Regions from separate parts of the Mus musculus genome. Here all the other regions are linked to region 3. Evidence: chromatin loops called from intact Hi-C (ENCODE). Cell type or tissue: heart. All regions are shown on one strand. Region 1 has its middle 12 kb from the start of Mir7078. Region 2 overlaps Plcg2 (phospholipase C, gamma 2). Region 3 has its middle 32 kb from the start of Cmip.

The links. A loop is a pair of places that touch in the nucleus more often than their neighbours do. Peaks named below come from ENCODE experiments on the same cell type or tissue, not always from the same donor. Only the 100,000 strongest peaks of a DNase experiment are listed, where the experiment ranks them.
Region 1: it touches region 3 in a loop (5-fold over the local background); 39 of 42 quality-filtered maps call a loop at or near these places.
Region 2: it touches region 3 in a loop (8-fold over the local background); 14 of 42 quality-filtered maps call a loop at or near these places.

What each region holds. Positions count from the first base shown.
Region 1 is chr8:117,467,417-117,475,416 of GRCm38, forward strand. No RefSeq gene overlaps it. Among named protein-coding and RNA genes, the nearest start is that of Mir7078, 12 kb to the left of the region's middle. In heart, CTCF peaks have their summits at 3,985 (motif pointing left) and 7,740 (motif pointing left); DNase peaks (open chromatin) are centred at 3,025, 3,965 and 7,715; H3K4me3 peaks cover 1,052 bases; H3K27ac peaks cover 1,732 bases.
Region 2 is chr8:117,565,189-117,573,188 of GRCm38, forward strand. It overlaps Plcg2 (phospholipase C, gamma 2), which reads left to right. Exons shown (of 33, transcript NM_172285.2): 6 at 1,614-1,698; 7 at 2,976-3,059. Among named protein-coding and RNA genes, the nearest start is that of Plcg2, 71 kb to the left of the region's middle. In heart, a CTCF peak has its summit at 4,456 (motif pointing left); no DNase peak of the experiment used is centred here.
Region 3 is chr8:117,221,519-117,229,518 of GRCm38, forward strand. No RefSeq gene overlaps it. Among named protein-coding and RNA genes, the nearest start is that of Cmip, 32 kb to the right of the region's middle. In heart, a CTCF peak has its summit at 3,202 (motif pointing right); a DNase peak (open chromatin) is centred at 3,323; H3K4me3 peaks cover 456 bases; H3K27ac peaks cover 333 bases.

The sequences.
Region 1 (8,000 bases), 250 kb after region 3:
GATTTGAACTCAGGACTTTCAAAAGAACAGTCAGTGCTCTTAACCGCTGAGCCACCTCTCCAGCCCTCAAGGCTACTCTTATGAAGGAAAGCAGTTAACTGGGACTGGCACATCACTGTGGCGGGAAGCATGGCAGCGTGCAGGCAGACATAGTGCTGGAGAAGCAGAGAGTTCTACATCTTGACTTGAAGGCAGCCAGGAGGAGACTGGGATTCCATACTGGGTGCACACGAGACGTCAAAGCCGGCCCTCATGGTGACGCACTTCCTCCAATGAGGCCACACCTTGTAATAGTGGCACGTCCTGTGAGCCAAGCCTCTAAGAGCATGAATCTATGGGGATCCAAACCTATCAAAGCACCGCACCACCAGGCCTGGCTGGAATCGATTGTAATCAAGTGATTATTTATCCACAAGCATTCTCCTTTCAACATGCAACCGATGTAAAAATAGCAATGAAGCAGTGGGCATGCTCTTACTTCCCATAAGAGGCTTCGAGACACCGTGGTGTAGGATTAGAGTGCACCTAAGTTTGGCTATCTACATTTTAAGGGCTCAGCAGATGTGGTACGGCCAGTTCTAGGACTTCTATAAAACAGGAGTCCAGAAAATGACTCTGAGAAGCAGAGACACTCAATGGCTGGAGTTTAGTCCCCCACTCCCCCCAGTCTTCCCCTTTAACAGGGTCTCCTGTAGCCCAGGATAGCCTATGACTCTCCATATAGCCAAGGATGGACTTGAATTTCTCGTCCCATGTGGCACCTCCCAAGTGCTGGGGTTGCAGCCGTCCACCACCACAACTGGCGTTATTGGTGGTGATTCCAAGGCGTTGCGTATGCTAGGCGCAGCTGGTTGAATGCAAAGAATGCGGCAGTCATGAATATGACAGCCTACTGCATGTCCAATAGGAGGGAGAAACAGATCTGACCCACACATTTGCATGGTATAACTGAATGGATACTGGGTTAGTGGGGCGTGCTGGCTTGCTGGGCGATGGAACGGAGTCAGTGACTCAGGTGTGTGAGCCATCTCTAACAGACAGGATTGGAGGGTGGGGCTGGGGTTTGGGGAAAATGCAGGGACTTAATTATTTGAGCATACTGGGCAAGCTGTCTAGTGCTGAGCCACACCCCGACCCTAAACTGCAGTGTTTTGTTGTTGTTTTTGTTTTAGCTTGCATTTCGAACAATCAGGTGTGTCCCTGGGGCAGTCAAGTCAGAGATTCCTCAGAATTCTGGTGGTCCTCTGTGGCCACTGCGGGTTGCAGCCTCCCTTTGTTGGCACAGGCTCACATTCTCTCAGTTTGATGAGTCCATGCATGTGGCTTCTAAGACAGAGAACCCATCGAGGGCATGGGAGCACCGGGAGGAGCGGGGAGGCACAAGTGCTGACACAAACAGGTGTCATTCAAGACAATGAAGACATCTGAGATTGACTGTGGTGGCTCTGTGAGTCTGAGACACTATAAACATTAGCGTATGGACCATAGGTATATGTGGCTGATGTGTGTATGAACTGAGTCTCAGGGCTGTGTGAGAATGTATGGGGGGGGTTGTCTCCATGTGTAGCTCAGGGTGCTGTAGGAGACCCTGGATCCCATTCCCACCCAGCACGACACACACAAAGTTGATTTTTATTACACTTTATGTTCATTTATTGGGGGGGAGGGGGGAGTGCGGGGCGGCAGGGTCGAGGAAGAGCTTGTGAAAGGGAGCGTTCTCTTTCTCTACCACATGGCACCTGGGGATTGTTAGGCCTGGGGCCCGAGAGGTGGCTCAGCGGTTAAGAGCACTGACTGCTCTTCCAGAGGTCCTGAGTTCAATTCCCAGCAACCACATGGTGGCTCACAACCATCTGTAATGGGATCTGATACCCTCTCCTGGTGTGTCTGAAGACAGCTACAGTATACTCACATATATAGAATAAATAAATCTAGAAAGAAAGAAAGAAAGAAAGAAAGAAAGAAAGAAAGAAAGAAAGAAAGATAGAAGAGAAAAAAAAGTCAGCCGGGCATGATGGCACACGCCTTTAGTCCCAGCACTTTGGAGGCAGAGGCAGGTGGATATCTGAGTTCGAGGCCAGCCTGGTCTACAAAGTGAGTTCCAGGGCAGCCAGGGACACAGAAAAACCCTGTCTCGAAAAAATAAATAAGTAAATAAAAGTCAGACTGCCAGACCTGGGGTCAAATGTCCGTACTCACTGAACCATCTCACCAGTGTGTGTGTGTGTGTGTGTGTGTGTGTGTGTGTGTGTGTGTGTAGAAAGAGAGAGAGAGAGAGAGAGAGAGCATATACATCTATTGTACACAGGCACCTCAAGGACTCAGGAACGTATAAAACACAAGCCATCTGTGACCTCAAGCCCCACCCAGTCTAAGTGAGGAGGCAGCCATGAGGAGAGTGGATAAAAGGCACAGGACCTCTGAGAGGAGCCTGGGTTCAGAGGCTGCCTAAGTCCAGACGGGAAGACTCTGGGAATGACTCCCCAGAGTGGAGATGAACCAGTCTTCCAGGCAGAGGGAGAGCATGTCGGGACACCCTTAGGCAGGGCCAGGCTTTTGGGAAGGGCTGGAGAGACCGGAGGGAAGACCTCTAGATCTGCACAGCAGAGGAAGGGCTAACTAAGGCCTCTTGGATCTTTATCCCAGAACAATGAACTGGGGTCGGGTATAGAGTGGGGTGTGCGCTAAATGATAAGCTGGGAAATGGTTGCCTTCCCGGCACCTTCTTCCCCATTCTCATTAAGTGCACATGCGCTGTGGGAGGGGGCTGATGATAAATGGAGCAGGAAGCAGGGTCTGTTAAGCAAGCAACCAGCTGAGGGCACTTTGAGGACAAAATGGGGGCTGCCAAAGGAGGACAGGTAGCAAGGTCCACCGGGATGCATGCACCTGTCGAGGGCCGCTGGCATCCCCGCATCCCCTAATGGGTCAGATCAGAGGGCAAGGCCGGCGGCTTCAGCACTCCGGGGTCCCAGCTGCTGCAGATCAGGGCTGAGGCTGGGCTGAGCTGGCCACTGGGGGCGGGAGGCCTCATTCCCAACCTGGGCCCCTGACGTCAATGTTACCATGGAGACCCAGTTTCCCTTACAGGAGGCAGCTGCTGCAGAGCTCCCCCCTTCAACACGCTCGCGCGCGCGCACACACACACACACACACACACACACACACACACACACACACACACACACACACCAGGCTGGGAAGGAGGGCAGTAGCAGTCAGAGTAGGCTGAGGCTCACAGGCTGCAGCTCAGCCCGGAGCACAGTCCTTCCTGCAGGGAGGAGGAGTCAGGGTGCCAGGACCAGGAGGGCTCCCTGCCTGCCCGCCCCTGGGTCTCAGATGTGGCTGCGTTCTTGCATTGGCTTCGAAGGTAGAAGGACGGGAAACTCTGTGAGATGGAACCTGGATCCCCCGCTTTGGGGTCTAGAAACTGTAATCTTAGAATCTACAGTGCGGAACTGTAGTATCCTTGCAGGAGCTGGGCGTTCTGCAGATCTCCTCCTTCAGAAGGGTCCAGCCGAGGGCAAAGAGCACCAATTCTGTGCTAGGTCTATAGCTCAGTTGGTGGAAGGCTTGTCTATCTTTCACAAAGTCCTGGGTTCATTCCCAAGTGCCAGATAGAACTGGGTAAGGCGATAAATACTGTAACCCCGGCACTTGGAGGATGGAGGCAAAAGTGACCAGGAGTTCAAGGTCATTCCCCATTACTTAGTGAGTTAGAGGCTAACCTGGGCTACAGAGATCTTGTCTCAAAGAGAGAAGGAAAGGAAGGAGGAGGGGGCAGTAGAAGAGGTTTCTGCCTGCCCTCCTCCCTCACTAGATCTGGGCAAGGCTCCTCCACTGGGTGAAGTGGAGTGCTGGGGTGTTGCCCTGCCCCACATTTGAGGGCTCCACAAATATTTCTGTGGGCCATGCTTGTATCAGAAAACAGCAGCCAGCAGATGGAAAGGGTGGAGGAGGGACAGTGCTAGGGCTCGGCTGCCCCCTGCTGGTTGCTCCTTGAAGGGGAATGAGGAGAGCCCTAAAGTTTCCAGGTTGTAGACACTGAGCGAGAGCTGAGCTACCCCCCACCCCCCAGGCGGTAGTTCTGTCATGTCCTTCTTTCTGGTCTCCTTCTGTTGTTTCCAGACATGGTTTCTCTGTGTAGCCCTGGCTGTCCTGGAACTCACTCTGCAGACCAGGCTGGCCTTGAACTCACAAAGCTCTTCCTGTCTCTGCCTCCCGAGTGCTGTGATCAAAGGCATGCACTGCCACCGCCCAGCCTTCTTTCTAGTTTCTTAACGACTGCTGAAGAAGGCTTCTATCTCAGATGTGTTCCTCTGAACTACCCCTCTCTGGTTCTTCCCCAGCCCGGGTGTGAGGGTGGATAAAGTACTCTCTCTCATTCCCGTTGCTGTCACCCTTGACCCTGGTTGGTTACTGTGGCTTTTTTTTTTTTTTTTTGGGGTTGCTGTTCCAGTGGTGGCCCAGGTGTGAGCTTTGACAATCACTGTGGAACAGGGACAAGGTAAGAGTTGGGTCCCCGACCCAAATCCTCTACTGTGAGCATTCTTCAGACTCCTGCAGTGTCTCAAGGATCGATCGCCCCTTTTTGATTTTTTTGTTTTTGTTTTTGTTTGTTTGTTCGTTTTCGAGACAGGGTTTCTCTGTATAGCCTTGGCTGTCCTGGAACTCACTCTGTAGACCAGGCTGGCCTCAAACTCAGAAATCCTCCTGCCTCTGCCTCCCAAGTGCTGGGATTAAAGGGATCTGCTTCTGCCCTGAAATCGGTGTGACCCCCACCCCCTGCCACCAGCTACCAGCTTTCTAGCTCCTGAAAATGGGCGTTTTGACCACAGCTACCTCTCTGTGCTCAGGACTGCTTAACACACTTCTTCTCCTTGGTCAGGCAGGGACAGCCTGGCAGGAGTTCACTTCTGTCTCTTGAAGGCACAGTGTCTGCCAGCCGGTTAGTCTGTGCACATCCTTTAAAAACCTCTAAATGAACAGATGAACACCTGGAGGTACTAGCTATTTCCCCAGGGCATCAAGACCTGAGACTAGCCCCGAACTAACTCTGGTCCCTGACTGCCTGGGAAAGTCCCCCAGACATGTTAAATGACCCAAGCAAGAGATGTGGCATGCTGTTGTCTGTGGGAACACATTTTTGTTTCTGTTGCAAGTGGTTAGCAAGCACTAGGCAATGAGGGTGCTTGCCACTAACCCTGATGATTTGAGTTGAATCTCCGAGAACCGCATGTTGTGGGTAGAGAACCAATTCCCCTAAGTTGTCCTTTGATCTTCACATGAGTGTTATGGAGTGTGTATGCCCAGCCCCCCAGCGCCACTAAATGTAATTAAAATGTGTGTATCCTAAACTCGTCATTTTGACCTTCTTGTGTGTGCCACGTTACTGGAGATGGAGCCTGGGGCCTTGCATGTTCACACCCTGAGCTACATCCCTAGCCCCTGGTTTGAATCACTTTTTTCTGCACATGGCTCATTAACTCTTTATTTCCATCTCCTCTCTCAGTGTCTGACAATGTCTTTCTGATGTGTGTCTCTAACTGCTCCATTTAGCTACTCTGTGGATCTCTGATAAGTGGAATCAAATGATGCATACCTTCTGCATCCAGCTTATCTCTCTGAATATGTCTTCCGGGGTCATCCTTATTGTAGCATGGGTCATCACTGCCGTCTTTTTCATGGCTATATAATATTCCACTCTCTATACATGTCCCACCCCAAAATAGTTTATTGTGTTTTGTGTAGACACAAGTAATTGTGTGTGTGTGTGTGTGTGTGTGTGTGTGTGTGTGTGTGTGCAGGCACACATGTGCCACAGGGTACAAGTGGAGGTTAGAGGAGAGTGTCTGGGAGCTGGTTCCCTTTTGCCATGGAGGTCCCAGGGATTAAGCCCAGGTTGTAAACTTGGCAGCAAGCCCCCTGATGTGCTGAGCCATCTCACAGGCCCACAGCCCACACTGTGCTCATGCGTTCATCTACCGTGAGTATCGGGAGACATTCACGTTGGTTATCTCTCCTCCCTTGTTCTTTCTCGTTTTTCTATTTTGAAGTCAGGACCAGCTGTGATCGCCTGGTAACTCTTTAATTGACTGTTTTATATAAATTGGCTTTTAAAGTGTCCCCAAGGAGAGAACAATGGACTCACTGCGGCTGAGGAACTAGCGCTAGAGCACACAAGGCCCTGGGTTCTGCCCACAGGACCCTTTGAAAAGCAAGCCCCTAGCTGGGCAGGCTACACAGTTTACTCAGTCAAAACAAAACAAAACCAAAAACAGCACAACAAACAAGAGAGGAAGAAAGAAAGAAAGAAAGAAAGAAAGAAAGAAAGGAAGGAAGGAAGGAAGGAAGAAAGAAAGAAAGAAAGAAAGAAAGAAAGAAAGAAAGAGGGGCTGGTGAGATGGCTCAGTGGGTAAGAGCACCCGACTGCTCTTCCGAAGGTCCAGAGTTCAAATACCAGCAACCACATGGTGGCTCACAACCATCTGTAATGAGATCAGACTCCCTCTTCTGGTGCTGTCTGAAGACAGCTACAGTGTACTTACATATAATAAATAAATAAATCTTTAAAAAAAAAAAGAATTTGTTAAAAAAAAAAAAGAAAGAAAGAAAGAAAGAAAGAAACAAAGAAAGAGAAAGAGTCTTGCTAGTTATGCTCAATGTGATTTTTATTTGTTTGCTTTTTTGGTTTTTGTTTTTCTTTTTCTTTTTTAAAAGATTTATTTATTTATTTTATACATGAGTACACCACCATTGCTCTCGTCAGACACACCAAAAGAGGGCATCAGACCTCATTACAGATGGCTGTGAGCCACCATGTGGTTGCTGGGACTTGATCTCAGGATCTCTGGAAGAGCATTCGGTGCTCTTAACCGCTGAGCCATCTCTCCAGCCCCTTTTTTTGTTTAGCCCTAGCTATATTGGAACTCACTCTGTAGACCAGGCTGGCCTGAAACAGACCTACCTGCCTCTGTCTCCCAAGTTCTGGGATTAAAGGTGCATGCCTTTATTTTATTTATTTATTTATTTATTTATTTATTCATTCATTCATTCATTCATTCATTCATTCAGTGTGTGTGTGTGTGTGTGTGTGTGTGTGTGTGTGTGTGTGTGAATGCTAGAGAACAATTTGTGGGAGTTGGGTTTTTTCCTACCATGTGAGTCCCAGGGACCGAACTCAGGTGGTCAGGCTTGTCCGCAGGCCCCTTTACCCCACTGAGCCATCTCATATCCCTTCATGTAAAGTTCCAATCCATGCAGAGCAAGATAATCTTCCTCAAATATTTTCATCTCCTTCATCAAAAGTCGGTTTCTCTTGTCTTGGCAGCATTAGACTTGCAAGTAAATGAAGAGGAAGGTACCAAGCCCTCCCGGCCCCCATCATCTATGCGTGCATCAGAAACCTCCTTCCTTTCACCACAGTGTATATACCACGTTGGAAGATTTTTACAGCCCTCAGGTTACTGCTACACAAATGGTACCAAACAAACAAAAAAACAAATAAACAAAAAAACCCCACCAGAGCCCCTTTCTGGGAAATAGAATCCCACCCCTCCAGTGTTCCCCCCACCCCCCACCCTCCACCCCACCCCATCCCCCGCCAACCCCCCAACTTACAAGACTGCCCAACTTAAAAGACTGCAACCTCAAGCCCAGTTGCAGAACTTCCTAGATCAGGAGTCGGGGAGGGCGGGGCTTGCAGGCACTTCCCAGTCTCTGCTGCCCCCTGGTGGCCAGATCAGTAACAGTCCAGCAGGTCAGCCAGAGCCCAGTGCTGGTGGTGAGATGCCGGTTCATGGGGAATCCTGGATGTGATACCTGGGGAACCCTGGAGGGCTCCACCCTTCCTTTCCTGCTCCTTCTTTTTTTTTTTTTTTTGTTTTTTTGTTTTTTGAGACGGGGTTTCTCTGCAGTCCTGGCTGTCCTGGACTCACTTTGTAGACCAGGCTAGCCTCGAACTCAGAAATCCGCCTGCCTCTGCCTCCGGAGTGCTGGGA
Region 2 (8,000 bases), 340 kb after region 3:
CTGTGGGTGCCCCTGTAAACACCAGAGCCAGCAGAATGTTGCTCTGAGGGAGGCAAGTAGGGAGAAGGTCAGTTCAGCACAATTCACTAAGAGAGTGTTGGTTTAAGTTTTGAGTGTCTGACACCGGGCAGTTTCTTTCACACACGTTTAAGTACAGCACAGTTTGGGAAAAAAAAGATTCTTGGGTGCTGATCAACTCAATCCCTTCTGTACAGTAAAGCTTAAGGCATGACTGCATTGACACTTCTTTGTTAAAGTCTGTGTGAACCCTTCCATAGAGATGGACTTTGTAGCTTGGGAGACAATGCTTAACATAAGGGCCTCGGTAGGATGGCTGAGATAAACCTAAGTGTCTGGGGAGCCAGGTCTGAGCTCACGGGGCTATCACCATTCTCAGCCTTCTGGGCAGAGAACAGGTTATTCATCTCTTCCCTTGAAGGGACTACCCCGTGATTCTAACATCCCTGGATTCCCTAGTGCTTATGTGTAAGCACAAGGGCCTCGCGCCCTCCACAGGACCCTTGAACGCTCTTTGTGCTGCCGTGGGAGAGCAAGGGGGCAAGAAGGCTGGATGTGACTGCTGTAGTGTGTGGAGTCACACACGCGGCTCTTCTCTGACGATGACAAAGGCCAGGTTGATAAGTGTGGAGACCCACACTTGAGGCCGGGTTCTTTCTGAGCCCTTTTCTAACTCTGCCGGATGCTTGGCTCTTTGGCTAGAAGGACCCGAGTCTCTTACCTGTGACCCATCCGGCCCCCTCATTTCTGGTGTCTTCCGAAGGTCTTTGGAATGTGGTTGTTCTGGGTGAGACTGCAGTGAGTCTAGTCTAACCTTGCTCACACAGCAGGCTTCTCTGAGCTTCGGTTTCCTCCGTGGAGGTGGCAGTGGCCCTAAGGGCTGCCTTGGGAGGCTTTTGAATCCTGGGAGTCTGTAGCTGGACCTTGGGGAGCAGACCCCTAAACGTGATGGGTTCTATTAGCATCTGCGTCATTGTTCCCTTTGTCCCCTTTTTGACCCTTACTCTCCTCTTCTCTAGAAGCTCAGGAGTAGCTCCTGGAAAATTCTGATACCACCTGTTCTGGCTTGATGACTGTTGTGGGATTTGGTTAGGATCTAGGCTGCCCTGGGTCCAGCCGCAGCCTCCACCCATTCTGAACGGTGAGGCTAGAGCTTGGTGCTGTGTGTGTATAGATACAAGGGAGTAGGGTGGAGAAGTGCCATGGCTTAGCTGACACTAAGCTACCTGGCACATAGCAGGTACCACATGCCTTCCCATCTGCCCCCCTCTGGTTCACTCTGCTTTAAAACCACGTGAGCATGTTTCCGAGACTCTTCGGGTGCCTGAGGCTTGTGGTGTTCTACAAACCCCATTGGGTCTCCCACAGCACTGGCTTCCAGAGCCATCTCCCACGTGACCCATGTCTACTACCATCGCTGAGGGGGTAGGGACCAGCCTCCACTATCAGGTTGTTCCTTTCCTCTGGCTTAAAGGGCCTTGCTTCTAGTTGGTTTTCTCATGGAGGGGTGCCAAGGTGGGGGTCGGTAGAGTTGTACAATGCTTCCCACTCTGGCCACCCTGAGGCTATTGGGATTGAGATTTCTGTCTTTGCAGCATCAGCCTCCGGGAGCTGAAGACCATCTTGCCCCTGGTCAACTTCAAAGTGAGCGGCATCAAGTTTCTCAAGGACAAGCTGGTGGTAAGTATGGCAGCTCAGCTGGGGGACAAGAATTTAGGCTTGCTTAGTGCCTCTCTCAGGAACCCATGCTGGCCTGGGGCTCTGTGGAATGGCATCCAACAGAGCCCTCTGCCTCCGAGCACATTAGTCCTGGTTTATCCAATGGAACCCTGTGACTATTGGAAGACTTCTTGAGGATGGAGCAAGTGAAGGCTATGTTGCTGGATGGTGTGACTTGGGACATCTGTGCAGATCTGTCTGAACCAGTCTGCCTTTCAGCACTTTCTGGACCTTCTTGCAGTTGGTCACCTTAGTTACAGGAGCACATGGGTCCTTTGTAAACTGCTGCGGCAGATGCCTTTGAGAGGGTACTGAGGACATCTGCCATTGCGTTTTGTCCTCTTACTCTAACTGCCCATTTTCCTAATTGTTGTCCTTTCTTCCCCCGTTACTGAAGTAGGCTATGTTCTTGAGCTGTGGGTGGGACAGCCAGCAAAGTCTCTCTGCCCCAGGAATGATGGGATGCAGGGGGCAAGGATAGATGGATGGAGGAGATGAAGGTGAAACTTTCCCACAGAGAGATGCTGTCGGGAAATGAACACGTGGTCCGGGGAGCCCCCATAGGAGGCTCACCCAGTCATGTCAGTGTCATTCGTGGGATTCCCCTTGCTGAACAACTTCATTCCTTTGAGTACTACTGAGTTCCTGGGACAGCAGACCCAAGCTGATCCTGACCCTGCCATTCTTGGACCTGCCCATCTCCTCCTCCTCAAGACAGAAAGCAGGCGTGAGAGACAGAGAGGGAGAAGAGAAAAATGTTATTATTAATCCCTGTGTGGTTTTCTCTCTTTCTTTATACATACACGTATGTATGTATGTATGTATGTATATATGTACAACACTTACACACACACACACACACACACACACACACACACACACACACATACACGGGTCCACTCCCTGGCCAAAATAGACATGTAGTCACATCATCATGCAAAATGTGTTTACTCCAACTTCAAAGTCCCCATGGCCTTTTAGTCCCAAGACTGTTGTAAAGTCCAAAGTCTCTTAGGAGACTCTTGGAATTGTTGTATATATGCATATGTATATATATATATTCTTATGTATATGTGTTTACATAAGAATGCACATATATATACATATAGGCTAGGGAATCACTGACTTCAGAGGACGTTGGGTTGATTCCTCCAGCTGTTCAGTTCTTGTGTAGAGGGCGGAGGTGTGAGGGTGGACACCCGACTATGTGCGCTCACCTTTGCCTTCTGTGCTTGCAGGAAATCGGCGCACAGAAAGATGAGCTCAGCTTTGAACAGTTCCATCTCTTCTATAAGAAACTCATGTTTGACCAGCAAAAATCGGTAAGAGGACCCTCGGCTCTTCTCGTGTTTGCTTCAGGCGCAGAGCCGAGAAGCCCACAGGGAAAGGCTTAGCTTCCCACTGAGTCAAGGACGCATGGGCAAGAGTGACCGTGGATGACTTCAGGAGACCAGCAAACGGCCGCAACCATGGTGGAGCTGTAGGAGACACGTCAGGGCATGGGGGTTGCTGATCTTCCTGGTGGGAATTCCATAGCCATAAATTTGATCATAACTCTGAGTATATGAAAAACAAAATACAGTATAATGCACAGCACACTATTAGATCACCTAGGAAGGAAATCCTGCAAATTATTCATAGCCTTCTCTGAGTTTTATGATTTTATGACTTTATTTTTGAGACAGGATTTTCTGTAGTCCAGGCTGACCTCAACTTCATGTAAAGCTGGCCTTGAACTTCCAATCCTCTTTCCTCCAGCCAATGAGCGCTGGGATTATAGAGTGAGTTACCCTGAGGTAGCAGGTTATAGGGTCAGGAGGGGACCAGGGCTTTGTATGTGCTAGGCCATACCCCCTAATCCTTACAGATATTCAACTGGGGACTAAACATGCAAGTGTATGAGCCTATGGGGCCCATTTTTATTCAAGCCAGCATTTCCCACTCCCTGGCCAAAATAGGCGTGTGGAACATCATCGTACAAAAGGCATTCAGTCCAACTTCAAAAGTCCCCATGGTCTTTTAGCCCCGAGACCACCGTAAAGTTCAGGGTCTCTTCTGAGACTCTTGGAATTGTCATAAACTGTTAACCCCTGTGAAATCAAAATTAAAAAGCAGATCACATGCAATGTACAGTGACACAGAATATATGTTATCATATATATATCATATATATATATATATATATATATGACCACACATACATGACACATACACTTTGCCACTGTCTTCTGGGTTCCTACTAGGATGCCTCCTTAAGCCTCACTTAAATTCCTTTCTTAGTCACTTTCTGTTGTTGTTAAGACAGCATGCCTCATCCCCAATCCAAGATGTATTTCAACTTACACTCTTTCACGTTGAAGTGACCTCGATAGTAGCCTAGGCTGTCTTAGAACTTGCTATGTAGCCCAGGTTGGCCCCAAATTGACTCTCCTACTTCAGCTTCCCCAATGCTCAGCCACAACCTAAACTTTTTATTACAGCTTAAAAAAACAAAAAGTGTGTTTCTGTGTAGGCTTGTGTGCATGTGAGAGAGAGGAGAGAGGGAGAGGAAGGGGAGGGAGGATGGTAGAAAGGAGAGAGGGGGTGAGGAGGAGGGAGGGGTGGGGAGGGCGGAGAAACATACTGATTGAATTGAGGTTTAAGGACTCCCTATTCTCCCTGGAATGTGCTAGGTGGAACCCTGGGAAAACATTCAGCCATGCCAAGGTCGCCCTCTGGTGGTCAGAATGCCACATGGCACCTGAGTTGGTATCTCATTTTTGGTTTGGCCTGTGGGTTGGCATTTTAAAATTAATGACCTACATTTAAAACCCAGAGGTCTAGGTGAGGCTGCTGCTGCTGCTGCTGCTGCTTCGTCTTCTTCGTCTTCTTCGTCTTCTTCTTCTTCTTCTTCTTCTTCTTCTTCTTCTTCTTCTTCTTCTTCTTCTTCTTCTCCTTCTCCTCCTTCTTCTTGCTGCTGCTTCTCCTCCTTTTTTCTTCTTCCTTCTTCCTCTTCTTCCTCTTCCTCCTCCTTTTTTCTTCTTTTTCCTTCTTCCTCTTCCTCTTCCTTCTTCCTTTTCCTCCTCCTCCTCCTCCTCCTCCTCCTCCTCCTCCTCCTCCTCCTCCTCCTCCTCCTCCTCTTCTTCTTCTTCTTCTTCTTCTTCTTCTTCTTCTTCTTCTTCTTCTTCTTCATTCTCTTTCTCCTTTTCTTCCTTCCCCTTCTCCTTCCCCTCTTAGGTCACAGAGCCCAAGAGACCACCTGGGGTCAGGCCAGGGATTGTGTGTCCAGTAAGTCTAGAGGTTGCCCACCCAGCTTGTTCATGGCCAAGTGTCGGAAGGGAAGGGCCCACATTCCCTGAGATATCCTGATGGCTTGATGGATCATTTTGGATGCAGGTGATTCTAGCCTGAGGTAGCTGGGATGGGGGATAGGAATCCTCAGATTTAGCAGTGACACTCTGGTTGGTTTCTACCCTGGTGACTGTCCCTGGGCTCCTGAAAACTCATTGCTCCCACCTTCAGAAGACGAGACTGTCAGCGTGCTGTGCTATCCTCCGGCCCTTGGAAACTCAGTTCCCCATCTTCAGCCCTGTGGGTCTTACCGTCTTCCTCTCCCTTTGTCGGTCCCTTCCCCTGTCCAGCTGGGGCCTTCCTTGAGCATGAGGAGAATAATTCCTCCATTATTTTAGTCAGTCATCTGACTTGTACAACAGCTGTTTGCATGACCCAAGTGGGTACCGTGCTTGGCACAGACATGTCCTCTGACCCTGCTGACAGCTCACTGGGGTGGACAGGCTCACTGATATCTGGAGTTACTCAGACCCCAGTGTCCACCCAGGCTCCCTGTTGGGTTAGGTTTGACCACAGAGCCTCACCAAGAAATGCTTTCTACATCCTCATTTGGCTTGTGAGCCAAGTGCCAAATGAGGCCAATAATCTCCTTGCCATGCCTGACACCCCACCTTCTCAAAAGAAACGTGTGTGTGTGTGTGTGTGTGTGTGTGTGAGTGCTTCTGAATTTGAACGGGTAGTCCAACCTTCAGGCTGGTGATGAGAGATGTTTCCAGACATCTTTCCAGAGTATGGGACACCCAGGTACCTGGGGCACCCCCTATCTCCAGCCTGTGGGTGGCCAGAGGACTTGACTGTTGGACGCAGAGCTGTTTACAAGATCTGTCACAGGCCAGTGACTAGAGGGTCATTTCCACCTAGAATACATCTCACCTTTACACAATCACTGTGTTATTGATCAGGCAGGCAAGGTGGACAGAGTGTTTGCCAGGCTGTTAGCTAGAAACAGTCCAGGAGCATATGTGTATGTACATGCGTGCACACAAAAGTGTGTAGGTACACCTGTGTGCATATGCGTATCTCAATGTGTGCATGTGAGCATGTATGTTTGTGTTTACATGCACACACACATGAGTCTTGTGTATGAGTGCATATCTGTATCTATACATATATGTGCATGTGTGTGCACAGGGCTCAGCCAGTGAGCTGGTGCAGATGGAGATCAGAAGGGAGGCGCATCTCAGCTCCTCGAATGTGCGGTTGACATTTCAGAGGGCACAAGGGAAGAGCTGATATGGCCCTATGTTCCTTTTCTGCCCTGAAAGCAGAATGGTAAAAGGGTCATCTGTGAAATATTAAAGGTCTGAAATACAGCAGTAAACACAGAACAGTGTAAGTTACCGCTTGTTGCCGGGACCACAGTACCCAGATAGAAGACCTCCAATGGGGAAAGGCTGAGTTGTGGCCCACGGTCTCAGTCCACTGTGGTGGGGACAGCCTGGTGGCACTCATGGAGTCAGAGACATGTGACAGAGACACCAGAGGTGGTCTCTGGTGGTGGTGGGGGTAGTGTGTGTATGTGTGATGAATGTATGTGTGGTGTGTGCGTGTGTGTCAATGTGCATGTATGTCAGTGTGTATGTATGTAGTGTATATGTGTGTGGTGTGTATGCATGTGTGTGTATGCTGTGTATATATGTGTAATGTGTGCTGTTTTTGTGATGTGTGCTTGTGGTATGTGTGGTGTGTATGTATGTGTGTATATGGGGTATGTATACTATGTGTGTGTAGTATGTTGTGTGTTATGTGTGCAGTGTGTATGGTGTTTGTGATATATGTGTGTTTGTGTGTGCATGTTGTATGTGTAGTGCTAGGAGTCAAATCCAGGTAAATACCTGTCTACCCTGAGTTGTATCTCCAGCCTTTGTAAAAACAACAATAAACAACAATTTAAATCTCTCTCCCTTTCTCTCTCTCTCTTCTCTCTCTCTGTTTGATGGGGGCATGGGATGAGAGGGCTGTGTGTACCATGGCATGATTGTAGAGACCAGAGGACAACCTGTGAGAGTCCATTCTCTCCTTCCACTGTGAGGACCCTAGGTTGTAAGGTTTGGCAGCACTTGCCATTAACCTCTGAGCAGTCTCTCTGGTCCAGCCTCTATTTATTTATGAATCAAGGTCTCCCTGTATAGTCTGGGTTAGTCTTGAACTCACGATCTTCTTCTTCTGCCTTAGCCTCTCAAGTGCTGGGATGACAGGTGGGTGCCACCACATTCAAAATACCACATTGATATGTACATTTTATTTTTCTTTTTTCTATGCCTGTTGAGATGCTGTGATTTCTGTTGCTAGATCAGTCTAGGCATTGTCCTACATCAGTGGGTTTTGCCCAGGCTGAGCCATCTTGGCTGTCTCAGTAATGTTTCCATTGCATGAGAGGTGCTGTGGTCGAAAGCAACTTGGGGAAGAAAGGGCTTATTTCATCTTACAGTTCTCAGGCCGCACTCTGTCACTCTGAGGGAAGTCGGGTAGGAACCCTAGAAGGACAGGAACCTGGAGGCGGGAACTGAGGCAGAAGCCACGGAGGGGTGCAGCTTACTGGCTTGCTCAGCATTCCCAGGACCATCCGCTCAGGGGCGTCACCACTCCCAGTAGGCTGGGCCTGCTTAAATCAATTATTAGTCAAGCAAATGTACTACAAACTTGCCTATAGGCATTTTTTTCAATTGAGGTCTGTCTTCCCAAACGACACTAGCTTGTGTCAAGTCCGCAAAAAACTAACGAGGACCCTTGCTTTGATAATTTTTTAAAGTAATTTTTCCTTTATTATTCTTTAGATTTATTTGTATTTTATGTATATGAGTATCTTGCCTGCAGGCACATAATGTCACCATATGTGTGCCTCGTGCCCACAGAGGCCAGAAGAGGGTGTTGGATCTCTGGAACTGGAGTTGTAGATAGCTGTGAGCTGCCGTGTGGGCTCTGAGAATCGA
Region 3 (8,000 bases):
CCAATTAAACCCAACCTCCAGGCTGCCGCCCAAGTTTCCAAAGTGAGAGTTCCGGGCCGGGCATCCTCCACTCACAACTACCAAGCACCATCAGATTTTTTTGAGACTTATCTGTGCCCCAGGTTCTGCAAACGTCGCACATAGAAAATATTAGTTCCTTGACTCTTCCCGTGATCCTTCTATGGTTAGTGTTATTATCACGATCTCTGGTTTGTAGTTGTGACGGACCGAGGCACACGGCTGTGAAGTCAGTCAGCCCAGTACTAAGAAGTAGCTACTGAGGACCTAATCCTTGTATTGGAATAGGCTACACAAGCATGGAAAAAGAAAAAGCTCTAAAAACCAGAGTAGACCACAAACCAAGTATTATTTTAATAGAAAGGGCATGGGTTTGTTAGAGTTGTCCCAAGGATGCAACTCAGGATGTCAGACTTGTGTGACAAGTGCTTTACCCCTGTGCCATCGTCCCAGCCCAGAGGGACTTGCTTTTAAAAGATGTTACAGAAGAGGCCAAGAGCTAGCCCTCTCTGGTGTTGCTCTACCAGTGAGCTACATCCTTTCGTTTCTTAGTGATTTATAGACTTTTAATTCATGCATAGGAGTGCCTGCATGATGTCTGTGGATGTCTGTGTGCCAAGCGTATGCATGGGACTCACAGAGGCCATCATTATACCCTGGGTGGTTATAAGTCGTCATGTGGGTGCTGGAAAGTGAACCTGGACTCTGTGCAAGAGCAGCCAGTACTCTTAACTCCACCTCCCAGACCCTTGACTCTTTTGTGTTTGAGAGTGTACCAGGGTTTGGGAACACCCTCAGATATCTCATATTCATTGTTGTTGCTGTTGGTGGTAGTGTTATTCTTGATACAATGTTTCCTCTGGCCCTGAACTTGTTATTCTTTTTTTTTTTTTTTTTTTTTTGGTCCTGGCTGGCCTGGAACTCACTCTGTAGACCACGCTGGCCTCGAACTCTTTACACCTGCCTCTGCCTCCCGAGTGCTGGGATTAAAGGCCTGCACCACCACGCCCGGCTATTGAATTTGTTATTCTTGATACAATGTTTCTCTCTGGCCCTGAACCTGCCAAGCATCTTTGGGTGGCTGCCAACTTGAGTCCACTGTCTTTGCCTCCACAATGCTAGGATTCCTAGTGTTGACCACGTGCCTAACTTTGTAAAGTGGGTTCTGAAGATGGGTCCCAGGCCCTCCTGTTTTCTTTTCTTCTTCTTCTTCTTCTTCTTCTTCTTCTTCTTCTTCTTCTTCTTCTTCTTCTTCTTCTTCTTCTTCTTCTTCTTCTTCTTCTTCTTCTTCTTCTTCTTCTTTCTTTTTAAACATTTCATAAATTTCTTTTATTTTCTAAATGTTTATGTATTTATTTATTTTAAGATTTATTTATTTTATGTATATGGGTGTTGTGGTAAATTTTCAACCCAAATATGCCCTGGCAATGAAAGCATAACTCAATTAATATGAATACACGCTGTGGCATTGGGCAGAACTACCGCTACACTACCACCTTCCACATCTGTGAGACCCCTTAGAACTTGTGGTTTCTCCAGGCCATGCGCTTCTGCTCCGCTTTTCTTCTTCCTCCTCGGTGTCTTCTCCCTCTTCCATTTTTTCCTTCTTCCCTCTCTCCATCTTCAGCTCCACCTTCCCTTTTATCTGCCCAATCATCAGCTCTCCTTTATTTTAAAAATTAAGGGGGGTAGCAGGTTTACAGGAAATCACCTGAGTGCTGACTCATTCTTTGTTCAAAACCACTCACAGGAGAACGGAATTAACATCAAATATAATTAGCCCCAGAACTATCCACAACATATGGATACACTGTAACTGTACAGATGGTTGTGAGTCTTCATGTGGTTGTTGGGGATTGAATTTTAGGACCTCTGCTTGCTCTGGTGGCCCCGCTTGCTCTGGCCAACCCCACTCACTCCAGCCCAAAGATTTATTATTATAATTAAGTACACTGCAGCTGTCTTCAGACACACCAGAAGAGTGCATCAGATCTCATTGCGGGCGGTTGTGATCCACCATGTAGTTGCTGGAATTTGAACTCAGGACCTTCAGAAGAGCAATCAGTGCTCTTACCCACTAAGCCATCTCGCCAGCCCCTCCACCTGTTTTCAAGGCAAACACATTAGTAATGGAGCCATCTTCTGAGCTGCATCTGGCCTTCCTGAGCACACGGGCAGACTCCCTCAGTCTCCTTCCATCCCATGCATCACCTGGTTCATTCCAGGAAACATGGGGGACGTCACCTATGCAAGTGCATCCCATGGGGCTTTTGGGAACTTGGAGTAGGTGTATCAGACCCTCTGCCTTATGCACCAGCCCTTTATTGGAGCCTATCACACTAAGTACAACCAGTCTGGGGTGTCCCTGGCAAGTGGAGAAGGCCGCTCTGCACCAGAGCCCACACAGGACTTTTTCTCTGTTTCCACAGGGCCCCTGAGCACTAGGCAGGGCCTGAGTAGTCAGGGCTCAGTAGAGGGCCCACTCAGGAAAATAGACAGACCAACAGCCTCCAAGTGTAATGTGCTCAGGCTAAAAGCTCCAAGGACTTGTGGTTACTGCTGTCCTTCAAAATCCCCTGACATCTGTAATGGCAACTGTGGGCTCAGGACACAAGACTTTGTCTCCGGCTGGGGGCTGGCCTCAGTTTTCTTATCTGAATAATGGGCTTGATGATAATCCAGTCCCCGGGATACATTGTAACTCTCACTGAGAGACAGCTGTTGGGTGGGTGTTATTCTGTCCATGTAAACAAGATCAAAAGAAGAACCCTTGAGAGCTCTTAGTTTTTATTTGGTTTGAGGCTGAGTCTCACATAGCCCAGGTTGATTTCAAACTTACTAAGTAGTGGCCTTGACCTTGAAATTATGTTTCTTCTGCACCCACCATCTCAGTGTTGGGCCTCTAGGTGTATGTGCCCACTATAGTCCAGGCAGAGCTGTGGATGGAAACTTTCGCATGCAAGGTGAGCCCTCTACCAACTAAGCTACATTCTCAGATCAAGAACAGTACTTTTCCCCAAAAATACTTTTAATATTATGGGGATTTTGTGGGCTAGGGTGAATCCTTCACATCTTCTCTCCATGACCAGTTTCCTTGTCTTTGTTATCATAGGGCTACAAACTTCCAAATACTTTCTCATTCCTGGTTTAGTCTTCTGGCATCCAAGTGCAGTGGTAGAAATGGCCAGCAGAGGGCGTCGAAACCCACGAGGATTCAGCCTCTAGGCTCTCGGAGTGGTAGCCTGGAACCCGGAAGCAGGAAGAGAGCTCTAGCTGCCTGTCACCTGTGCCCTCCTAGCCAAGTTCAGTACAGAACCCTAGTACCCTGGGGACTTTGTTGCTGACGCAGAGGCAGAATTGGAAGTCCCTGCACCTTTCCCGATCCTGACCCAAAGTGGTCCCCGACTTCTGGAGATCTGATTGGCTCATACCCTGCCTCAGGGTAGCCATGACCACTGTGAAGGAAAATTGCTGGGAGGGAACTGCGTCTATAAATATTGATTGATCGATAAGGACTTCTGTGATGGGAGAGGTTGGAATGTTGCAGGTCCAGAGCCAGATTATCTTGGACCATCTTTAGCCAGTCGTAGCCATTTTTTTGCCCTCCTCTGTGTGTGACCTAACATCCTTCTGGTTATTAGTTAAGTTGTTTGGAATGCATAGAGACCCCCTCGCTCCTGACAACCCCAAAGCTAAGGATGTGGTCAGATAATATCTGGTGCCTCTTATAGACATGTCTCTGCGTTGCTGGGACCCACTTAACCTGGTGTCTCCACCAAAGTATTTAAAACACATTTATCTATGATTCTCCTAGTCCAGTTCCTATTAATAGTTTCATAAAACAGTTACTACACTGGAAAATGGAACTTGGGTACCTTGAATCTGCAGTGCATGGTCACTTAAATTTTTTTTCCCCCAGAAACAGTCTTTCATTCCTTTTAAAGTGAAAGCTGAATTTTTTGCATCAACACTACACAGTAGATGTTCTTTAAAAATTTTTTTTTAGATTTATGTATTTAATTTTATTTTTATTTTTTATTAGATATTTTCTCAATTTACATATCAAATGTTATCCCCTTTCCTGGTTTCCCCTCCTAAAACCCCCTATCCCCTCCCCCTGCTCACCAACCCACCCACTCCTGCTTCCTGGCCCAGGCATTCCCCTACACTGGGGCATAGAACCTTCACAGGACCAAGGGCCTCTCCTCCCATTGATGACTGACTAGGCATCCTTTGCTACATATGCAGCTGAAGCCATGAGTCCCACCATGTGTGCTCTTTGGTTGGTGGTTTAGTCCCTGGGAGTTCTGGGGGAACTGGTTAGTTCATATTGTTGTTCCTCCAGATTTATTTATTTATTTTATTTTAAGTATATGAACCTCTGGCTGGAGAGATGGCTCAGTCGTTACGAGCACTGGTTGCTCTTTCCAAATGTCTTTAGTTCAATTCCCAGCAACCACATTCTGGCTTACAACCATCTATAATGGGTCCCTGAGAGGACTACACACCTAAGTGTATATATGTGCACTGCATGGCACTGCACGTGTGAGTTGTACCTGTGGATCCCCTGGAACTGACGTCATCGATGGTTACAAGAGGAATAGACACAGGTCCTCTGTAAGAGCAAGTGCTCTTAATCATGATGTCCCACCTCCCTCCCCACCTCCGCCTCAGTGAACATTCTTGGCTGTGTCCAGCCAGTCAGTATCATCTGGTATCATCTGAGGATGACTTGCAACATCCTCAGGTTTGAATCTGAAGTAGAGACAGAGCAGTAAGACCCGAGAGTCCTGGTGTTATAAGAAGTCCAGACCCAGTGCAGTGGGACGAGGTACGACCTCTCTGTGGTGGAGCTGGGTGGGCAGGTCTGCGATGCTTCCACAAGCTCTAGGCAGTGATGATTCTGGGGAGCTTAGTCACTCACGCTCCTGGCAGACGGACTTGGGTAGGTTCAAGTTCAAAGTCTCCTGGCCCATCATGCTTCCTCGCCCTCTGGCCCTGGCTTGCGACTCCTCTGCCTGGATTTGTCTTCATTCAGCATTCACATGTCAGCATAGAAGGGGTTCTCACGGGACAAAGGTGCCCACTAAGTGTTCGCCTGGAAGGGTGGAATGACTCCAGACCTTCTCTGCTTATCCTATGCCCTGGTTACGTTTCCTACGGCCATGTCCCCATTGTGGCTGGCCTCAGTGGTCTCTCCATTTAACCCTGGCTCAACTCGGTGCAAAACCATTCCCCTGGTCTCCTGACCCAACACGTTGCCTTTCTGTTGCAGGCTGAATTCTCCAGTATATAACTTGCCTGCCTAGTCCCATCATTTCAGAAGTGTTGTCACATAATCACGCCAAGGAGAGCTAAACGGAAGATGGGTCGCCATAAAATTCCCACATAAGACACCGGGTATCCTCCCACACGTGAATCAGGACTCAGACGCTCACCCCCTTTTTGAAGCTCCCCGGGGAGGCAGCCACAGGTGTGCCTCGTGTGTGATTCAGACAGCAAAAGCGGAGGGACCATTGGTGACATCAATTTTCTTAAAAAGGTCACATCCAAATTTGCAGAGCCACACTCATTCCCTCCATGTACATGGTGACTGTACTATAAAATGTGATGTCGCTCTTCTGAAGAAGCAGGAAAAGAAAGCCCATTTGTATAAAAAAAATGAGGTTGGGTTTTAGGTGAGGCTCCTTTCGAGCCGGACTTGCGCCCACATGAAGGGACAGACGTCATTGTCCTAGAGAACTGTCCTACACAGCCCAGAATGTCTGGCCTTCCTGCCCACTGGTCCCACCAGATGCCAGCAGCACCCACATCTGTTCATGGTTGGGATAAATTCTCAGGGCCACTGGGGATGATCTGGCCCCCAGGATGGGTCGGGCACACTTCCAGCCCACAGCCTTCATGAGGTCTACACACAGTGTTTTCCTTCTCAGTTTCCAGTGGGCAGCTTCCTCTTTCCCTAGGTTTGGTGCATTCTTGTTTCCCATGTCACATAAGTGGACTGCTGGGGACCTGCCAACTGGCCCCGGTTGAGTACCCTGCAGGACAGAGCTGTGCTTGGGCATCTAGCTGGTTCAGTCTCCAGAGGCCACTGTCTGGAAGGCTGGAAGTGAGTCAAGTTTCTGGCCAGGTGCTGATATCCCAGGATAGGCTCCTCTGCACCATGGGCAGGCATCATTGTAACTTCTGATGTCTTCCTATCTGGAGAGTTGCTGGGAATTCCCAGGTACCAAGCCTTGTGTGCAGCACACAAAAGATTAGCATTTGGTTATTGGCCTCAGAACATTTAAGCATGAAGTCTCTAGTTCTTGGGCAAGAACCTGGAAGCAGGAGTTGATACAGAGGTCATGGAGGACCGGTGTTTACTGGCTTACTCAACCTGCTTTCTTATAGAACCCAGGACCACCAACCCAGGGGTAACCTTACCACAAGGTAGAGACCCTCCCCCATCAATTACAAATTAAGAAAATGCCCTACGACAGGCTTGCCTACAGCCCTATCTTATGGAGGCATTCTCTCATTTGAAGTTCCCTCCTCTCAGATGACTACACCTTGTGTCAAGTTGACATAAAACAAGCCAGCACAGTTGGAAATTCCTGTCTCAGAATTATTGCTCAGTTTCCCCAGTGCAATGTTGCAGGTATGTACCACCACAACTGGCTATTTTGCCTATTTATTTATTTATTTATTTATTTATTTATTTATTTATTTATTTATTAGAGACAGGTTTTTCTCTGTGTAGCCCTGGCTGCTGTCCTCAAACTCAGAGATTTGCCTGCCTCCCAACCGTTAGGATTAAAGGCATGCGCTACCACTGCTGGGCTACTTTGCTTGTCTATATTGTTGAGGGTGATTATCCATCCATCCCATTGCTTGCGTGGCCGTTGATCTAGCCTGTTGCTTCTGCCCATGATAAAAGTGTCTAAGCTACTTCCAGCTTGGGGAGATTATGAACAAAGCTACTGTGAGTGTCCTGGTGGGTACCTAGCAGAGACAGTAGAGTCGTATGGTACCAGTGATACCCAAATCCCCTAGAGCGACTCAAGCACATTGTCACCAACAAGATGGCGGAGAGCTATAACAATCCTCTCTTCATCTTGCAGGTCAGGAGCCCAAGATCAAGGTGTCAGAGGACCATGAATACTCTCTACTCTCTAAGGTTTTGTTTTTAGGGGGTGTGGCCTACTGCTACCAATTCCAGCTGGGTTTCAAGTGTCTCTTACCTTGTGGCTGTAGCACTCCAAGCCTTGGACAGGTTTGCATAGCTTCTCTTTTGTTCCCTAACTTTTTTTTATTAGATATTTTCTTTATATGCATTTAAAATGCTATCCTGAATGTTCCCTATACCCTCCCTCCACCCTGCTCCCCTACCTACCCACTCCTGCTTCTTGGCCCTGGCATTCCCCTGTACTGGGGCATATAAAGTTTGCAATACCAAGGGGTCTCTCTTCCCAGTGATGGCCGACTAGGCCATCTTCTGCTACATATGCAGCTAGAGATACAAGCTCTGGGGAGTTCATATAGTTAGTTCATGTTGTTGTTCCACCTATAGGGTTGCAGACCCCTTCAGCTCCTTGGGTGCTTTCTCTAGCATCTCCATTGGGGGCCCTGTGTTCCATCTTATACATGACTGTGAGCATCCACTTCTCTATTTGCCAGGCACTGGCATAGCCTCATATGAGACAGCTATAACAAGGTCTCATCAGCAAAATCTTTCTGGCATATGCAATAGTGTCTGCGTTTGGTGGCTGATTATGGGATGCATCCCCTGGTGGGGTAGTCCCTGGATAGTCCATCCTTTCGTCTTAGCTCCAAACTTTGTCTCTGTAACTCCTTTCATGGGTACTTTGTTCCCTATTCTAAGGAGGAATGAAGTATCCACCCATTGGTCTTCCCTCTTCTTGATTTTCTTGTGTTTTGCAAATTGTATCTTGGGTGTTCTATGTTTCTGGGCTAATATCCACTTATCAGTGAGTGCATAG